Regions from separate parts of the Homo sapiens genome. Here regions 2, 3, 4, 5, 6 and 7 are each linked to region 1. A link is a contact called in ENCODE Hi-C or POLR2A ChIA-PET data. All regions are on one chromosome and are shown on one strand. Each heading gives the region's core, a stretch centred on a gene start or an enhancer-like site at or near the end of the contact. The rest is flanking DNA. Distances are from core to core; before and after follow the strand shown.

Region 1 (2,628 bases), core at 59-2,558:
TAAGGCAGACAACTAAAAAATCTTGTTGAAATGGATTTCTTCTAGGAATTCAGGGCCTCTCTTCAGACTCTACAAGTCATATGCTCTATTAAAGCATAGTTTCCACGATAACTACTTGCTGGCATAAAGGCCACGAACAGTTCTTACTTTCTGGGGTCATTCTTCAAATTAACAACAAAGTCCACCCCATCCCTTACCCCTACCCCTAGGTATGATAATTTCATCTCCACGAAAACATATTACTGCTAAACCCAAGCGGTTCAGCATGCCACTTTTCGGATCTGATGTCAATTTACAATCCTTCAAAGCTCAAAAGCTACTTTTTCCTTTTGTCAGCAAGACACTTCCACCCTCGTGTGTCTTGTACATACTGATAGGTCACAGCAAACATTCATTGAATTTTAACTGGGAGCATTTTGGATGGAAATCAAGAGACCTGGGATTAACTGTAAAACCCATGATAAATTATACCAAACGAATGAACAAGAAGCAAGCACTACGTGTTTTTCCCTTTGAGACAGTCTCACTGTTACCCAGGCTGGAGTGCAGTGGCTCGATCTCGACTCACTGCAACTTCCGCCTCTCAAGGTAAAGCGATGCTCCTGCCTCAGCCTCCCGAGTGGCTGGGAGTACAGACGCGCACCACCACGCGGGCCATTTTTTTTAAAATTGTTTGTAGAGACGGGTTCTCCCTATGCCTACGCTGCCAAGGGTGGTCTCGAACTCCTGGGCTCAAGAGATTCTCCGGCCTCGGCCTCCCAAAGTGCTGGGATTACAGGCGTGGGCGTGTAAGCATATATATACATGATTTTTTTTTCCCGAGGACCTGGTCCCCGAAGCACCAATTTCCCTCAACAGTCATTTAGAAAACGAGGCTCACAGACAAAACACAAACAAATAACTTTTTCGCTGGAGGATTATAACTGCAATAAAAGGAGATCCCAAAGCAACCTGAGACACTGCCTTGCCCTGATTGGAAAGGGGATTCCGGTGATTAGTGAAAGATGACTCCTGCATCCCTCGCGTGCGTCCGTATCCGGGAGCAGCCACTAGGTAACTGTAGAGGCCACTGCAATTAATCGGCTTGAACAGCCAGGAGCGGAAACCCGAGAGTCAGTTCAACCACAGCCACCCGCGTGTGCCCGCGGAAAGCCGATGGCCTACTCTCGTCCGGCAGCGCACTGGTTTCCTGGGTTACCGGCCTCAGCGCTCCTCCCGCTTTCTTTTCCGGGAGGCGACAATCTGACGCTCTCAGCGCGTGACGCAGCACGCTTTGATATAAATGCAGACCGCGCGGCCGTAGCTTCCTCTCTGCTCTCGCGGCCGACTCGCAAGATGGCGCCGGTGAGTGAGCGATGTCTTGGTGGGAGTGTTGTGTGGCAATTTAATGATTTCCGCTGTAACGATTTTTGCATCTGTCGAGTGGAGACGTCTCAGTCAAGATAAAGGGAGGGGAGTAGTGAAGTCTGGGTCAGAAACACAACCAAGACGCGAGGATCCTGAACTGTTTTTCGAGACTCCCTGGCAGCTGCCATGAGGTCTAGTGGAGTTGGAGCTGGGCCCGGAATTGGTTTAGGATGGGTGGTTTTGGACACGCGGGAAAGAGGGAGGCACAACTGTAAATGGGCCGGTGGTACTGCAATCTGAGCCATTTCTTTACTATCTCGCGCCTGATAATGCTTTTGCCACTCAGCACTGGGTAGGGGAATGGTGGGTAATCGGGCCGGTCTGACGACCTTTGCCAGGCCAGAGGGAGCTCCTAGGCGCTCAGCTCCCGCGATGGCCGACATCACAAGTTTTTGAGAACTTTCAGTTGGGGAAGAAGTTTCTCGGTGAAGTAATTTTTAGAAAAGTATAAGTCTAGATTCCAGCAATGTGAAATAAACGTGCTTCAGATGTTTTACTTAAGTCATTAGTAAGGGAACCAGTAAGATGTTAAAATGTTCCTAAGAATATCTGAAAAGCTAGATATACATGCGCAATTTACAAATAAAGTTAGGATAAAATTGCTGGGCTAGCTACAAAACTGGGTAATGCCCAGCATGGCCATAAACCCTATAGGGTTATCTGTTCCATTAGACAGAAGTTGTTTGTGTCTCCCAAATTAACTTCTGCGCCAACTGGGTAATTATCTTTTGGCACATGTTACCATGCTACCTGAGAAAGCAAACTAATGTGTAATACTTGGTAGCCACTTGGGTGAATCTAAATTGGAGGTTATAGTCTGATAAATACAGATTTGTTTGTTCATATTGCAGTGAATGTACATGGTTGCTGGCCACAGTAACATTTTGCTTATGTAGCCATATTATATGGTCTTGGTATAAAAGGTTTGGATATGGAAAATTTAAGTTCCACGGTGTTGGTTTTTAGGTTTTTTTTTTTTTTTGAGACAGAGTCTGTTGCCCAGGTGGGAGTATAGTGGCATGATCAGGCTCACTACAACCTCCGCCTCCCGGGTTCAAGCAATCCTCCCGACTCAGCCTCCTGAATAGCTAGGATTATAAGCATGCACCACCACACCTGGCTAATTTTTGTATTTTTACTAGAGATGGGGTTTCACCATGTTGGCCAGGCTGGCCTTGAACTCCTGACCTCACGTGATCCTCCTGCCTCAGCCTCCCAAAG
Region 2 (2,628 bases), core at 87-2,586, 960 kb before region 1:
TTAATTCTGGGCTAGAGAAGACAATCTTTTCTTTTTCTTTTTCTTTCTTTTTTTTTTTTTTTGAGACAGAGTCTCGCGCTGTTGCCCTGGAGTGCCGTGGCGCGATCTTGGCTCACTGCAACCTCTGCCTCCCAGGTTCGAGTAATTCTCCTGTCTCAGCCTCCTGAGTAGCTGGGACTACAGGCATATGCCAACACGCCTGGCTAAATTTTTTTTTTTTTTGTATTTTTAGTAGAGAGGGGGTTTTCACCATGTTGGCCAGGATGGTCTTGATCTCCTGACCTCGTGATCTGCCCACCTCGGCCTCCCAAAGTGCTGGGATTACAGGTGTGAGCCACTGCGCCCGGCCCTTTTTTTTTTTTTTTAATTAAAGACATTTCAAAGAGCACATACACATTGATCAAATCTGAGAAGCATTTACAACATAGATTTAATGCCATTTTGAAAAATCGACATATAATTATTGTACATTTTTATGGGAAACATAGTGGTGTTTCAAAATGTAAAATCTATTGTGATCATATCAGGTTAATTTGCGTAATCATCATCTCAAACATCATTTCTTTATATTGGGAACATTCAATATCTTCTTTCTAACTATTTAAAAATATATAATCTATTATTGTTAACCAGAGTTATTCTGTAGTGGTATAGAACACTGGAACTTATTCCTCCTCTCTAGCTATAATACTGCATCCTTTAATAAGCCTCTCCCTATTCCCTCCCCCATCCCCCATCCTTCCCAGCCTCTAGTATCCTCTGTTCTACTTTCTACTTCTATGAGATCAACTTTTTTTAGCTTCCACATATGAGTGAGAACATGTGGTGAGGAATAATTTCTATAGTTGGTTTTTGAAAAACATAATTATTTCAGTTAGGAAAACCTTATGCTCTGTTTTCTTAGAAGAAAGATTTGTATAATTTTTGGTGCAAATTTAGTGAATAAAAGCCTTTATTTTTAACATATGAGTGTAACTCTGGAATGAAAAATCAGTAGACTCTTTCTAACCTAAACATGGTGTTTGTCAACAGTAGACACTCTGAAAGCACAGAGGAGGTATTACTTTTACCAGCTTTTCCTCATGAGGAAAGATACGGGAGTGTGCCCTTTGAAGGATGTACACCAGTTTTCTCTTCTAACTGTTTTTCAAAATAGTTTAAAACACACGAGAACCCTGGTGCTCTAGGCCACACTATTTTCCTTTACTTCACCCTGGCTGCAGGACCGCGGGACTCTGTCCCAGCTCGAATGTTCCAGGAGATGTCTCCCTCAGGAGCCTGCTCTTCGGGCAGCACAGGCTCCCACACTCATTTCCTCCAGCTGCCTCCAGGTGGCCCTGGGCCCCATGCCTTCTGCAGCTGCTGCAGTGATTCCTGCTGTTGCTTGTCCTTGGCAGATGGTCACAGTATGGTCTATCCCATTATCTTTGGACCCAGCTACTGGCCTTGACTTTCCTTCTGTGGGAGGATTTTTCTTCCCCAGTGGACTCTCAGCTTCATGCAAATACAGCTGACTGTAGAACCTCCTTAGTCTTGTCTGAATTTGCAATAGTTTAGCCTGACCTGGGGGCCCTCAGTTATGTAAAGATTGGGACTATCACTATCAATCAGTCATCTACTACATTGTGCTTAGCACTATTTGACACTGCAGAAAGAAAGAAGAAAGGAAGAAAGGAAGGAAGGAAGGAAGGGAGGAAGGGAGGGAGGGAGGAAGGGAGGGACTAGAAATGAAAATCCTAAAAGGCATATGTTTCCTGACTGTAAGAAATTTATTGTCTATTTGATTATAATCACTCATAGCTAATACTCTGCAAATTTTATAATGAGATGACTAAACCAGAGAGCATATCTAGAGGTCATCTTAAAAACATTTGGTAAGCAGTCAATCAATAGCAATCAGTCCAACCAGCAAGCTCCTGATAGATATCATTGCAAAAAACATTTTCTCCTTCCAGGATCAAATCCAAGTTCATGGTTTTAGCAAATGAAAGTAGAAAACCTCTTCTATCCATCAATCTCAAATCCAATTTTGGCCTAGACTTCAGAACAAAACTTAGCTCTAACCATTTTTTTAAAGTCCTTATGCAATATTTTTTCACAAATACTCTCACAGAGGAGGAAATTACAAGGTAGGGAAATTGCATAAGCTATCTACTCATTAGCAGATCTAAGTACTGGGTCCAGAGTTATGTATGAACTCCAAAATCACCATCAGCCGTAGCATTGCCCCTGTGGCACTGGGGAATGTGTCCAAAATTCTCTGGGATGAGGCAGCACCCTCCTCCTGCCTCCCCATCCTACAAACCCAATGTGGTTGGGCCAATAAGGGCACATACACACAAGCGATAAAGCTTGTCATCTAGTCAGAGAATGGGGAGATATCACTTCTCTGTTCCGGGTATGACAGTCTTATTAATACTGCCTATCATCACAGCAGCGTTGCTGTCATGCTCTTAGATACCACTGAGCTTGCAGTGAGCTGAAGCTCTCAGGTCTTTTATTGCATGAAGTCTCGTTAAACCAGCCATCTCCCCAATCCCATCTATGTGAAGTTGATTTGTCAAACTTTACACTATTATTGCTTAAATTCTTGGTAATTTTAACCCACTCTCCAATTCATGTTAAATC
Region 3 (2,628 bases), core at 37-2,536, 940 kb before region 1:
AGGGGAGGAGAGAGGGTATTCTGCCTTCCAGTAACATGCTTGTCTGAAACTTACTAAACTCCTCTTAGGCAATACTCTGCTCAGAGAGTCATGTGTTTAATTGTAAAAATCTGTCAGTATCATAGGATTCAAAAGACATCAATCATTTATGTCAACAAGGAAAGAGTGAGGGCTGTGTGACTCTTCTATCATTAGGAAAAGATGTGCTCAAGAGACAAAAATGTGGTCTAAGGAGGGCTGAGCAACTGTAGGTTACAGGAAAACTGAGTTCCAGACTATAATTTGGCCCCCCTCCCCTAATTTGGACTGGTATATTATATTTTTCATTTCATGCAATGCCATGTGTGCAGTAAGACATTATGTAACTTGGTCAGTCGCAGTTGTGTAATATCCACTAAATGCTTTAAAGTGGCTGACGTTATTAGCAGTTTGGTGCATGGGGAGGCCATTGCTTCCCCTGGCTTTGGCGGGATGCAATATCGTGTAATGAGGTTGGAACTGGCCTATATTCAAAATTACATTCCCAAAGGGCTGCTATTCAAGCCACATGACAACTGGTTCTCTTTTTCTTAAGACTTTATTCTAAGTGGACTGAAAACAGCAAAATTGCCGTGTTTGAACGGTTCCATAGGTGGAATGGGTCTTTTCCCTGTTTTGCTCCCAATTTATTATTTTATGCTAAGATTTCTGAATTATAACCAGTTTTAGAGACATCGGGACACAAATTCCCGTCCCCCTCCATCTAAGCTGTGTGACCTCGGGCTGGTTCTGAGCCTTCATTTCCTTACCTGTAAATTGGCGATAACACTTCCCTAAGGAGGTGCAAGAAGGCTTATAAAGACTCCAGCAAAGCTCCAGTCTCTTAATTATGTCACCTCAGGCAAGTTATTTAGCCGTTTGATTTGCTGATTCCTTACTTATAAGTTGGACCAGTTGTGGCTACTATCCGCAGTAGTCGAAGAATAGATATCATAGGCAAAGCTCCGGGAAAGGTGGCTGGTCCTTGGCGGCTCGAGAGGACCTGATAATGGTCCTAATAGCGAGCATTCCCTAGGGTGATGCGGTCGAGTTATGAAACTTTGGGAAAAGAGAACAAGGAACGCGGGCGATCAGAGGCCCAGTCGCGAGACCTGCCCCGCTGGGGCCTCCAGCCGGCACCGCGACGCCCCGGGACCTGGCACCGCCTCGCTCCACCCCTGCGAATCCGGGGCGAATCCGGGCGGAGAGTTCCTGCCGGCCGCGCAGCGCAGAGCCCCCTCCGGCCCGCCCTCTCTCCCTCCCTCCCGCTGAGCTCCAGCTGTGCCAGAGGCACCCGAGCCCTGAGAGTCCGCCGCCAACGCGCAGGTGCTAGCGGCCCCTTCGCCCTGCAGGTAGGAGCCGCGCCGAGACCCGGATCACCGGGCGCCCGTGGGAGCCGGGTTTCCACTGCCCTCGCCCTCCGTCCCTCCTCCGCCCAACCTGGGCAGCTGGCCGCTCCCCGCCCAACTTGGACGGGATTTCAGCGAGTGAGTCGGCGGCGGACTCCCTAGCGATCCCCAAGGGCCTCCCTCGCACGCCTTCGGGTGGAATTCCTGCAGGGTGAAAGCTGACAACTCTGGCACGCACTTTTGCCGCGCGGGCGGCTGCCTGGAGCGCAGAGCCGCGCAGGCTCAGGCTGAAGCCCAGGCGTCCTCTGCAGGATGCACCGCCTCGCCGCCACAGGGCTTCGGGTGCAGTGTGTGTGGTGTCCCCAGGTCATCCGGGCGCCCTTGGTTCGGGTGCGCGGTGGCATGACTGGGCTGGTGGGGGCGATGGGACCGGCATCCCGTACCAACCAGGAAGTGCCGCGTCCCAAGGCTTCGAGCCCAGCCCGCAGAGCACGGTCCTGGGGGTGTGATCACAGCTGCTGACCGCGGCTCCCGCCGTGTGATGTGACCACTCGGAGGTGGGGCGAGGGGGCCGGGGGCCAGCAGCAGGGAGTGTGTAAAAGGTCTTCTTCCTCACAATACGATTGAAGGTGTTTGGGACGTAGGGCTCAGATCCAGGAGTGCCGTCCTCCAAGCCTTCCATAGGATTTTGTGACGCCCTTGAGAACCGCCCTTGTAGACTCAGTCCTGAACTACCGCCACGCCTGTATTTGCTCCTCCTCATCTCGGATTATTGCTTTCTTTACTTCCTCTGTGAAGCACTAAATACTAGTAGCTTTTTAAGAACAGACCACAACAGTTTCTTCGTTTGACCATTACTAAGTCTGCCTCCAAAATGGGGAGTTCCGTTAACTTTATCAGCCAGCCCTGCCAATTTTAGTTAAGATAAGCCTTCGTGGGCCTCCAAAGGCCTCTGAGAGACTAGGTACCCAGAGACCTCTGAGGTATGTTAAATGGTTTAGTTCGTGGTGGTGCAATGAAAACTTAAAGAAGGAAAGGAATCTGCAATTTGAACTGTTAACAGACCCCACATTTACACACTGCCTATTTGAATAAGAATCTCTTTCAGTATTAAATGTTTTGTGACACACAAATGAATTTGTACACAGTCTTTTAGCTTGAATTTGTAGACAGCCTTTAAATGTTGTTTGGGGATCTTTGGACTAATTGTATAAGCGCTCAGTCTGGCTTCTCAAGAACCAGTACAGTTAACAATCCATAT
Region 4 (2,628 bases), core at 71-2,570, 940 kb after region 1:
TCCCAGTATTCATCTATGAAAATGTCTGATTGTCCTTTGGCCTGGGAATTAAGACTGACCAACTATGATGCCTATTGCTAGAATGGGCAATTGCTGAGGAATTCAGAAGGTGATTCAGCAGGAACATCTCCATGCTCAGAAACTTGTGGTCTTTGCTTTAGTTTCTACTACAGAAAACACCAAAGACATCCAAGGCCACCCTGTCCCCTGTCACCAGAACTTGCTGCTGGCCATTTCCAATCCATTTCATACCATTTGGAATTGATTGTGCTGCTTCTCTATCTTTGTAAAAAGAAGTTTCACTTATTTTTTATTGAGAGTTACAAGTGGGAGAAAGGCATTGTGTCTTCTACCATACAGTGTCCATCCCAAACTGGTCAGTGCACTGCTCCACGGTGGCCAGGACACTCAGGAGCCACTGGTCCATGGCGTCCAGACGAGGATCAGAGAGCACTGGGGAGAGGGGGTCATGGGCCATGGCAGATTTTAAGGTAGACTTCAGCACACCATTCTTTAGGTAGTTCCGTCTGTTCCAGGTAGACACCTGAGTGATGCCACACTGATAGAGGGGGGGAAAGAATGCTTCTTTCATCCAGCAAGGGGTTCCCAAAGCTTTTGTTGTTATCAAGAAGGATGAGCATACTGGCGCCCTCATTATCTTGAAAGTTCTTATAGTAATGGCAGTCAGCATTGTCAATCAGGTAATCAAAGACAGCTGTGTTAATGGTGTCCAGGCGGCACAGGCCAGAGTCATAAAGGGACGTTTTCTTCACAGCCTCACAGTAGCGCTCATCATACTCCCACCTGGCCAATTTGCCTTTTCAGTAAGTCCTGGCCCACGGGTGTCAGTGTTTCTGGAGAGGCCACACATCTGGAAGCCAAAGTGTGACAGATTTTTCCATTGTGTCTCCATCGGCACAAGCTGATTCTGTTTCTCGGTAGTAATAACACTTCCCATAAAAACAAGTATTGTGTCCTACAGTTAGGAAGGGGCTCAACAGCTGCTCCATGGTAACAGGCTTGATCTCTGTCTGAAGATGAACGGATCTGCCCACCATCAGCAGGGCTCTGGGACACCCACAATCCTGTCCAAGTGAAAGGCTGCTACCTCCGCATTGTGTCTATCATAACCGGCATATGGTTCCCTTCCACTACATAGTCTCGGCTATACTACTTAGGTTCGAAAACAACTTTCTGTTCCCTTTCAAGGATCAGTAAGGCTTTCAGCTGTGTCCCTTTATAACCCACATCAGCTTTAATAATTTGCTTGGTGGCCATGGCATGCATGATTGCCCCCAGCTCTGGTGTCTCTTCACAGTACACTTCCTGGGGAACCACCCACTGGGCTGCAGTCTCCTAGGAAGACTGCAACGTGTGGTCCAACTTGGGTGACAGCTCCATCCACAAGCCAGTCATCATTCGGTGAAAAGCCCTCAGGGGATCAAGTAGTGAAACGCTGCTTGGCAGTTGATGTATCTAAGTTGTCAATCAGGAAAACTTTGGTGAAGATAAAGATGACAGGAATTGCTAACAGCATGACTCGCTGCTTTAGCTTCATGTTGACCTCTTTTCTTCTCCCCTGACCCACTCACTCTCTGGCTCACTTATCAAGGAGAGGCAGTGGTAATGGTTAGTAAGGAGATTCCATCATTACACACATTGGTCCATTTGTGGATGCACCTTCCACAGTTCCCGTTGCGTCCTAGACTCGCTCGTGGCTACCCATGCAGTGCAATGCAGCATGGCCCCCGAGGAGGGGCAGCCCCAGGCTGTGCTTATCACCCCAGCCACTGCCACCACCACTGCAGCTCCCACCATTCCCTGGCCACCTCTCTCAGCGCTGAGCCAGCCGTCCCCCAACAAACTGCATTAAGTAATTATTTCTTTTCCTATTTTAATTAAGCAAATTATAGAAAATGGCTAATATAAATTAAAGAGCCAGGTGCGGTGGCTCACATCTGTAATCTCAGTTACTTGGGAGGCTAAGGCTGGAGGATCACTTGAGCCCAGGAGTTTGAGACAAGTCTGGGCAACATAGTAGACCCCCATCTCTTTAAAAAAAATTAGCTGGGTGTGGTAGTGTGCACCTGACAATTTGTGAGCATCCAAAGGAGGAACCACGTGGATAAATTTTCAAGCAGAGGTAGGCTGGCAGCCAGGGGACTGAAATGTGTGAGGATCTAACCCTCAGCCATGGTGGATGTACTCAGGGCCTGGGGCGAGGACACATACATGTCCCTGTCGCTCAGATGTACCCCCTTCTTTCTCACCAGAGCAGTTTGGGCCATGTGTAATGATATAAATGTGCACATATTTTCAGTAATTTCAGTTCTTTTTAGAGAGAGGATATTTTATCTGCTGAGTCCTCTGAACTAGACATTTACTTGGAACAAAATATGTTGCAGGCTCTCCTGAATGTTCCTTAACAGCTGAGCCACCAATCCTTTCTCTACACCTATTTAAAAGAGTTCATTTGCACTTGGGGCTTTGGGTTTTAGTTGTTATTTTTTTTCTGCTGAATTTCTTTTTCTACCTACAGGAGGTGAGTGGTGAGAAGTTGCTGAGTAGGCACCTAAGGCAGAGATGGGGAGTAAGAGGATAGTTGGGGGACAGTAGGTTTAACGCCAG
Region 5 (2,628 bases), core at 92-2,591, 900 kb after region 1:
TGAAAGATTAAGAACAGTATAATTAGAAACTTCTACTGATCTTAAGACCTAGTCTTATCTGTCTGAACTCGAAATCTGCCTCTTTCTAATTCCCTTCTGCACCCTGTTCGGAACTACTTTATTTCTGCCAAATTCCAAAATTCCAAATTTACTGATCATGTGTGTCTTTTTCACAGCACTTAAAAAGTTTACAGAAGAATTTTAACTTGCATAGCTCAAAACATCTGTATTGTACGCCAATAAATCGATAAACTTAAAAAAAAAAAGAAGGGATAAAATGGAAGAAAGAAAAAATCATTCTAAGCAATGAAATAGTAAGGAACAGAAAGGCAATGATGAATGTAACAATTTATGATTATAGTAACAATTTACTACATGTGATCAATTTGAGGGCTTATGAAGGTTTCTCAGCACATCAGCTGATGAGACGACTAATAAATATCCTGAGTCCAAGATGTTCTACATAATTAATCCTCTTGGCAAAGAACAAGAACCAGGGAAAATCGCAAGGAAGAAATGCACAAATGACACGCATGTGGAATTAGGGGGAGATGTTATGTACGTTACTACGAGGATGACACACTGGCATGTGAAAGGTTTCTGGGCTCCACCAGCTCGTTGCAGCACCAACGAGGTTGTGGTTGTTTACACCACGTCGCCCGGAAAAAAGCCGGCAAGCTTCAAGTGGACTATTAAGTTAATAATATTGAAGGGAAAGAAGGGCAACGCAACTGAACATCTGGATGAGCAGATCCCTGCCTAGGCCCCGAGGCAGCTGACCAAGTCCAGATCATTCCCCCTTACGGTCTATGCGCACAAAGAACCAGCTGCTTTAGGTCAGTCCGCCGCCTCCTGCTACCCCTATTACCGTGGCCTTAATTTCAGGCCAGCTAAGGCCAGAGGATGGGGTGAAGGGAGGGGAGGAGCCCCGGGAAGGGTCAGCGTCTGCGCCCCAGGGGAGGCTGACCTTCCAGCTCAGGCCCGGGACAGCGCGACCACAGGAACTCCAGGCCCACAGCCGCGCCTCCGCAGCCGGATTCTGAGCGCGGCGCCTCCTTCCTTCCCCTGCTGCTCCACCACCACCTCCGTCTCTGTCTCCGCCGTCGCCAACACCGCCCCCCCTCAGGCCCCTCACAACGCGCAGCCTGCAGCCAGCTGCCTCGCGGCGGAACCCCACCCCACCCCACCCCACCTCGCCCTTGCTTTCGCTCGCCCTTTTAGGGGGCTTTCCCCGCCCCTTCCACTATCCAGCGCGCCGAAGCCCCCTGCCCAGAGCTCGGCTTTGCTACCTGGATCCGCTTCTTGTGTCTCCTGCGTTCCGCCATGTTGGCCGCTCCGCCCGGTTCCCTCTGACGTGGAGCGAGGAGGGGGCGGTGGAAACCTCGCGAGAACGCGCCCCGAGGCCCGTTATGTAATCCGCCGGCTGGCGCCCCTGGAATGGGGAGGTCGGCCGCCTGGCGGGGCCAGCGGTCCTTAGCGGTGCCTTCTCTCCCCTCTTCCCTCCGCTCCTGCTGTGCGGGAACTGGAGAATCGTTAGGACGTGGAGGAAGCAGAGAAGTGGATCAGAGAACAGGAGGGCTGGGAAGAGTCCTGGTTTCTCAATCCTGACTGAGCATCTGAATCACCTGAGAAGCTACTAAAATGCAGATTCCCCGACCCCATCCCCTTAGAGTCAGAGTCTGTGCATTTAGGGTGCGGCCTTTCTCAGAGGGATCGACTGAGACCTACTGAACCCTAGAAGTCTTTACCTGAGGCAGTTCCTGCAATGTACTGTATATTTCATGACATTCCATGTAAAAGATGACAAGACCGAGACCGTTGAGTGACAGAGATAAGAACTGACTTATCTAAGGCTCCACAGGTGGTAGATGGCAGAGCCGAGACCTGAGCCAATTATCTTTTCTCCTGCACTGTGCGGGGTAATACAGCTCGTTTAAAACAAGCTGGAGTCTCCATTCCGTTTTCCGCGTTGCTTCTCACAACTCACTGTTAGAATCCAGAAGTAAGAGAACCCGGGGAAGCGTAAGGAAGATGAATAGGACAAAGATTCTAAGAAGGTGGGAAGGAAGAAGGCTGCAGTCTATTTCAAGTCTGGTGAATTTCAATCACTGTAGCCTTTATTGTTATTTTAGAGCCACCTAGACCAAAAGAGAAGGAGCTCAAATTGCTGGTAAGTGCTTAGATAGAAATTCCCTTGACTGACTTTATAGAGATCTTTAAAGCGTTTTTAATTGTAGAAAATTGGGAAAATTCAGAATAGAAAGATGTTCTTTTTTTTTTGATGCTGAGTTTCGCTCTATATTGCCCAAGCTGGAGTGCAGTGGCGCAGTCTCGGCTCACTGCATCACCGAACTCCTCGTCTCAACTGATCTCCCTCCTCAGCCTCCTGAGTAGCTGGAACTACAGGCATGAGCCACCACACCTGGCTAATTTTTACTTTTTTTGTGTGGAGATGGAGTTTCCTTATGTTGCCCGGGCGGGTCTTGAACTCCTGGGCTCAAAACGATCCACCTGTCTCTGTCTCCTGAGTAACTGGAACTACAGGCGTGAGCCACTGTGACCGTTCAGTTTATTTTCTTATAGTATTCTGACTTTGTGTGTGTGTGTGCATGTGTGTTTGTATTTATA
Region 6 (2,628 bases), core at 76-2,575, 830 kb after region 1:
CTCCTCCCTGCAATTCGCATAGCAACCAAGCTGATCCTCACTGACAATTTCCAAATAACTATAATAACTCTATTCTGGAGATATCACAAGTGCCGGTCTTAGAGCTTGTCAAATGTATACATATATGTTTATATTTATATATAAATGCACAAAAGCACACAAGAAACCATTTCACTCGAAGCAATAACAATCCTGAGAGCTAAACACTCGTTCATGTCTTTTGTGATGCTTCTCGGTGGGGGTTATCTCTGGGATTTAAGCGACACTTCCCCTTACCGGAGACATTTGCGCAAGTGTAGGACGAAGCGAGAGCGGTTCCTTCCAGCCGAACCTGCCTCCGGAGGCCCGGTCCGTGCGTTCGTCTCCGGACTGCAGGGGGCGGCCCTGCCACCACCTCGAGGCCACCTGCGCAGGTGAGAAAAGGAGTTTCAGTCTCCGGGTTCCTGGGGGTGGTCGCAGGTAATCTAGAGGGAATTTTGAGCCAGCCAGGATGGTCATCCAGGAACCTACCCGGACGCAACGGCCTCGGAAAACAAATAGCCGGGCAAGGCCCTGGGGCTTAATCCCAGTGGCGGGCGCGGGCGGGGGCGCCGTCCCCAACGCTCGAGGCCAGGGGAGGGGAGGCAAAGTCGGCCCCAATGAATGCACGCACGCGCGCGCGCGCGCGTGTGTGTGAGACTATTCACCTCTGGGCGCCAGGAAAGAGCGAAGAGTTGCATACACCCATTTCTATAACCTTGCTGGGTTTGTCATGTTTAAAAAGCATCTCCCCTGGAGAGAGGGTGGCGAGTCTCTGGGTGCGGGACACGCCCATTCCCCAGACCCCCTGCCCTCAAACCCACGACAGACCCCAGTTGCTAAGGCTCCGCGGTAATCCCCATCCCGAAGCAGGAAGGCTCGGGCGTCCGGGCTCCACTCCTGGATCTCTTAAGTAGCAGAGAACCCCCAGCCCCTGAGTTCCTGCAAAGGAAATTCCTTCCCCTCCCAGGCGCGCTGAACGCCCGGCCAGGGAGGCTGGGAGCGGCGCGGGGACCGTTCGCCGCCCCGAGGCTGGGACGCCGGTGGCGAGAGCGCCGGGCGCCCTCCACCTGCGCCCGCACTCACCCGAGGATCGATGGCTGTCGGCTCCGCAAGGTTGAGGCCCCGACACCTGCAGCGCCCGTGCCCAGGTGACCGCCCGAGGGAGGGGCGAGGGCCCAGCTCGCCCGCCTGGTCCCGCCCCGCCCCGCCCCGCCCCGCGCGCTCCCGGGAGGGGCAGGGGAGCACGGCCCCGGGACCCCGCGGCGACCCTGCTGTGGCTCAGCCGGCTCCAGACCAGGAAATGCGGGCGTCAGAGACGGGCAACCTTTGAGCGCGCACGTCCCGTCCGGGCCCAACGAAACAAGGGCCGGAGGGCGCCGCCTGCCGGCGGGACGGAAAGATATCACAGAGACTGTCACCCCCCGCCGGCTAGGAGAGGGCTGAGTTGAGGCTGGCAGAGGGACGCAGCCAGGGGTGCGCAGTGCGGGAGCCGCTTGGGGGCTCAGTGAGACCCCCTTCCTCATGCCACATCTTGAGGACCCGGCCCCTGTCCTAGGAGCTCCCCATCTCCCCAGCAGGCGGGCGAGCGGGGGCCACTGGGTCAGGGCCTCTCCTTCCCTTACCTCTGCAAATGTAAACTTGGCAGTTGTCTCCAGATAAGAGTTTACACAGGGTGGCCAGGCGGTGGCTCATGCCTGTAATCCTAGCACTTTGGGAGGTCAAGGTGGGCGGATCACTTGAGGTCAGGAGTTTGAGACCAGCCTGGCCAACATGGTCCACGTTGGTCCCCATGTCTACTAAAAATACAAAAATTAGCCGGGCTTGGTGGCACGCACCTGTAATCCCAGCTATTTGGGAAGCTGAGGCACGAGAATCGCTTGAACCCAGGAGGCGGAGGTTGCAGTGAGCTAAGACCGCACCACTGCACTCCAGCCTGGGCAGCAACAGCAAGACTCCGTATCAAAAAAAAAAAAAAAAAAAAAAAAAAAAAAAAAAAAGAGTATACACAGGGTGACAGAACTTCTTGAAACTTGTATGCTTCTAAGCAACCGCCTGCAGTGTACTGTGAATTCAGATTTTTAAATAAAAATCTGCAAATATTAAATAGCCCATATATTGCATTGCCTTTTTTGTGTCAACAGTGCTAATTTGTTGTCATTCAACAAATATTTGTTGAGCACCTACGACTTGCCGGTCATTTAAACATTTAAAATATCGAACAATTAGGCCAGCGCAGTGGCTCAAGCCTGTAATCCCAGCACTTTGGGAGGCCGAGGCGGGTGGATCACTTGAGGTCACGAGTTCAAGACCAGCCTGGCCAACATGGTGAAACCCTGCCTCTACTAAAAATACAAAAATTAGTTGGGCGTAATGGCACATGCCTGTAGTCCCAGCTACTTGGGAGGCTGAGGCAGGAGAATGACTTGAACCCAGGAGGCAGAGGTTGCAGTGAACCAAGATCACGCCATTACACTCCAGCCTGGGCAACAGAGACAGACTTCATCTGAAACAAATAAAATAAAATAAAATATTGCACAATTTCTTCCTTCTCCTCTTCACGCAGAGCCTTGAACAAGGGGAGTGTCCTGAGCCTCTCAACCTCTCTGA
Region 7 (2,628 bases), core at 50-2,549, 560 kb after region 1:
CTATTTTTTTTTTCCAAAAAGTAGTGTTTGCGAAATAGCAACATAATCAAAACACCACTGAAATCATGTTTCTAATTGACAATTTGAATGTCTGTAAATATCCATGGATTAAAATTTGTGAGTAACACTATTTTTAAAAAGTTTTTCTTTGCATATGAATGCCAGGTCATAGTAAATGACACTATTGTAATGCCATGCAACATTTGATATAGAAAGTTCACAACTGGCCAGGTGCGGTGGCTCACGCCTGTAATCCCAGCACTTTGGGAGGCCGAGGCGGACGGATCATGAGGTTAGGAGATAGAGACCATCCTGGCTAACACGTTGAAACCCCATCTCTACTAAAAAAAAAATACAAAAAAATTAGCCAGGCGTGGTGGTGGGAGCCTGTAGTCCCAGCTACTCGGGAGGCTGAGGCAGGAGAATGGTGTGAACCTGGGAGGCAGAGGTTGCAGTAAGCCGAGATCGCACCACTGTACTCTGGAGACAGAGCGAGACTTCGTCTCAAAAAATAAAAAAAATAAAAAAAGTTTACAACTGAAGAATGTGGATAATTTCCTGGATTTTGTTTTAATTGAATTCCTTTGTGTCTTAATGACCAAAAGCAGCCCTGGTTTTATTTTCAACTGAAAGTATTCTTCACAGATGAAACATGACACAATTAGACTCTTGCTTGATGAATCTCCAGTGCCTGGCACTTAACAGGCCCTATTTGTGTTTAATTTATATGGAAGTTCTAACATCCAGAATGGTTAAAGTGGGCAGAGCAATTCTAGTACAAAACCTTCCAGGTTCCCTGATAACATATTAGAGCGTTCTGAATAACAGTTCAAAGGGTATATTGACTTCTTTTTTTTTTTTTTTTTTTGAGACGGAGTTTCGCCCTCTCGCCCAGTTTGGAGTGCAGTGGTGCAATCTCAGCTTATTGCAACCTCTATCTCCCCAGTTCAAGCGATTCTCCTGCCTCGGCCTCCCAAGCAGCTGGGATAAAAGGCATGCACCACCACACCCGGATAGTTTTTGTATTTTTGTAGAGACGAGGTTTAACCACGTTAGCCAGGCTGGTCTCAAACCCCTGACCTCAAGGAATCCGCCAGCCTCGGCCTCCCAAAGGGCTGGGATTACAGGCGTGAGCCACCGCGCCCGGCCGGTATATTGACTTTTAATAGTTCCGTAAAATTAAAATACACATGATCAGCACTGATAAAATCCTGGAACCTCTAGGTAACCGGCCTGTAGTGAATACACTGGCTCCTCCAGAGGGCTATGGTGCTGGTAACTCTGACCTTCATTATAGCAAGAGACTGGCCCCTGGTGGTGGTGAAGCAGATAGAATCAGTATTCTGCCAACCAGGCACACTGCAGTCCACCAGGCCTACCCCGCTGCCTTACCACGTACTCCCCACTATTGGGGGAGAACATTCATTTTTATTTTGATCATGGGAAATATCTTCTAAGTAAAGGAATAACATACACACAGGCCTTTTTTTTAAACTTTAAGCCAACTTTTCTGAAATGCATTTATTCCGTCTGTCACAAAAAATTATTTAACATTTTCCCAAATCCTACAGAATCAGCATAGTGCTAGACACATTATAAGGCCCTCAATAAATACATAAATTAAAATTTAAAACATAAAATAATCTAGGAAGATAGCAAGTCTTTAGCATGCTGATTCAAATTTCCCTGTTAGAAAATGAATACTTTCTAACTGGATAAACTTGAGCCAAACTGTACATAAATGCATGTTCTTTCATGATCTTTAAATTGAAAAATCTGAGCTGGGTGCGGGAGCTCACACCTGTAATCCCAGCACTTTGGGAGGCCGAGGCGGTGGATCACTTGAGGTCAGGAATTCAAGACCAGCCTGGCCAACATGGTAAAATCCCGTCTCTACTAAAAACACAAAAATTAGGCGGGGGTGGTAGCACACTCCTGTAATCCCAGCTACTCGGGAGGCTGAAGCATGAGAATCACCTGAACCTGGGAGGCGGAGGTTGCAGTGAGCTGAGATCGTACCACTGCACTCCAGCTTGGGTGACAGAGCAAGACTACTGTCTCAAAAAAAAAAAAAAAAGAAAAAAAAAAAAAGAAAAAAGAAAAAGAAAAAGAAAAAATCTGGCTGTTTAAATAAAAATCTACTGCCTCAAAAATTTTTTTTCTTAAAAATTTTCTGTAAAAGGCCGTAAAATGTGAGCTAAATTTCTGTATTTTCTGTATTTAAGTTCCTTTGCATGTTTTTATTCCTAAATATATTATGAATAATGTAAAAATCATCAAGTGTAGCCACCCACATTGCAGATAGTTTATCTCATGCAAGTTTTAAATCTGGTTATGTGGCACTACCTCTAGAAACCACCCAGCACTTCCCTTTTATGGAAAAAACAAAGCATCTAAATTTTCAAAAATTTTGCTAGAGCGTTTCAACAGGCTCTTTCTTAAACAATTGGAATTTGCTTCTGACCAGCTAAATTGTTGATGAAAACTTAACCCTCTCAAGTCTAGTGAATCCATCTGGCATGGGCTTTCATTTTCAGATATCTTGTAAAAGATCACATTAAACAGCCACTAATTCTTAGGTACTTATAATTTGTTTATCCATACAAATACTAAAAATAGTAATTGGAG

Evidence for each region. Hi-C counts contacts between places; a loop is a spot of excess contacts on that map. ChIA-PET counts read pairs that join two places held with the same protein, here RNA polymerase II (POLR2A). Pooled maps may share reads with other maps.
Region 2: POLR2A ChIA-PET joins it to region 1 with 10 read pairs in A673. The contact joins the enhancer-like site here to the promoter of RPL22L1 in region 1. A Hi-C loop is called at or near these places in 4 of 50 pooled maps. POLR2A ChIA-PET finds 5 or more read pairs at or near these places in 2 of 52 experiments (A673 and PC-9).
Region 3: a loop to region 1 is called in a pooled map, with 4 times the contacts of the local background. The contact joins the promoter of PLD1 here to the promoter of RPL22L1 in region 1. A Hi-C loop is called at or near these places in 2 of 50 pooled maps. POLR2A ChIA-PET finds 5 or more read pairs at or near these places in 2 of 52 experiments (GM12878 and MCF 10A).
Region 4: a loop to region 1 is called in a pooled map, with 5 times the contacts of the local background. The contact joins the enhancer-like site here to the promoter of RPL22L1 in region 1. A Hi-C loop is called at or near these places in 1 of 37 single-sample maps with no recorded cell type and 3 of 50 pooled maps. POLR2A ChIA-PET finds 5 or more read pairs at or near these places in 1 of 52 experiments (activated B cell).
Region 5: a map of CD8-positive, alpha-beta T cell shows a loop between it and region 1 (19-fold over the local background). The contact joins the promoter of SEC62 here to the promoter of RPL22L1 in region 1. A Hi-C loop is called at or near these places in 7 of 168 maps with a recorded cell type or tissue (CD4-positive, alpha-beta T cell, CD4-positive, alpha-beta memory T cell, CD8-positive, alpha-beta T cell and 2 more) and 17 of 50 pooled maps. POLR2A ChIA-PET finds 5 or more read pairs at or near these places in 4 of 52 experiments (CD4-positive, alpha-beta T cell, CD4-positive, alpha-beta memory T cell, activated T-cell and 1 more).
Region 6: a map of CD8-positive, alpha-beta T cell shows a loop between it and region 1 (9-fold over the local background). The contact joins the promoter of GPR160 here to the promoter of RPL22L1 in region 1. A Hi-C loop is called at or near these places in 1 of 168 maps with a recorded cell type or tissue (CD8-positive, alpha-beta T cell) and 8 of 50 pooled maps. POLR2A ChIA-PET finds 5 or more read pairs at or near these places in 1 of 52 experiments (activated T-cell).
Region 7: a loop to region 1 is called in a map of ascending aorta, with 2.4 times the contacts of the local background. The contact joins the enhancer-like site here to the promoter of RPL22L1 in region 1. A Hi-C loop is called at or near these places in 1 of 168 maps with a recorded cell type or tissue (ascending aorta) and 4 of 50 pooled maps. POLR2A ChIA-PET finds 5 or more read pairs at or near these places in 6 of 52 experiments (BJ, CD8-positive, alpha-beta T cell, Caco-2 and 3 more).

Annotation. Positions count from the first base shown.
Region 1 is chr3:170,868,875-170,871,502 of GRCh38, reverse strand. It overlaps RPL22L1 (ribosomal protein L22 like 1), which reads left to right and starts at 1,308. Exons shown (of 4, transcript NM_001099645.2): 1 at 1,308-1,344. The coding sequence starts at 1,336. RefSeq lists enhancers at 144-869, 870-1,596, 1,766-1,815.
Region 2 is chr3:171,828,824-171,831,451 of GRCh38, reverse strand. No RefSeq gene overlaps it. Among named protein-coding and RNA genes, the nearest start is that of TMEM212, 13 kb to the left of the region's middle. Within about 2 kb of position 1,336, at least 22 of the 41 ENCODE cell types and tissues checked have a DNase peak (open chromatin) inside an H3K27ac peak, as active enhancers do.
Region 3 is chr3:171,809,141-171,811,768 of GRCh38, reverse strand. It overlaps PLD1 (phospholipase D1), which reads left to right and starts at 1,286. Exons shown (of 27, transcript NM_002662.5): 1 at 1,286-1,370.
Region 4 is chr3:169,930,928-169,933,555 of GRCh38, reverse strand. The region is part of intron 7 of SAMD7 (sterile alpha motif domain containing 7); the gene reads right to left. It also overlaps the pseudogene FAM20BP1. Among named protein-coding and RNA genes, the nearest start is that of SAMD7, 21 kb to the right of the region's middle. Within about 2 kb of position 1,320, at least 4 of the 41 ENCODE cell types and tissues checked have a DNase peak (open chromatin) inside an H3K27ac peak, as active enhancers do.
Region 5 is chr3:169,965,520-169,968,147 of GRCh38, reverse strand. SEC62 (SEC62 preprotein translocation factor) reads right to left here and starts at 1,341. Exons shown (of 8, transcript NM_003262.4): 1 at 1,290-1,341. The coding sequence starts at 1,325. It also overlaps the pseudogene FHL1P1. RefSeq lists an enhancer at 1,223-1,662.
Region 6 is chr3:170,036,692-170,039,319 of GRCh38, reverse strand. It overlaps GPR160 (G protein-coupled receptor 160), which reads right to left and starts at 1,325. Exons shown (of 4, transcript NM_014373.3): 1 at 1,105-1,325; 2 at 277-405. RefSeq lists silencers at 301-350, 511-560, 871-1,350 and an enhancer at 1-445.
Region 7 is chr3:170,309,007-170,311,634 of GRCh38, reverse strand. No RefSeq gene overlaps it. Among named protein-coding and RNA genes, the nearest start is that of SKIL, 47 kb to the left of the region's middle. Within about 2 kb of position 1,299, at least 3 of the 41 ENCODE cell types and tissues checked have a DNase peak (open chromatin) inside an H3K27ac peak, as active enhancers do.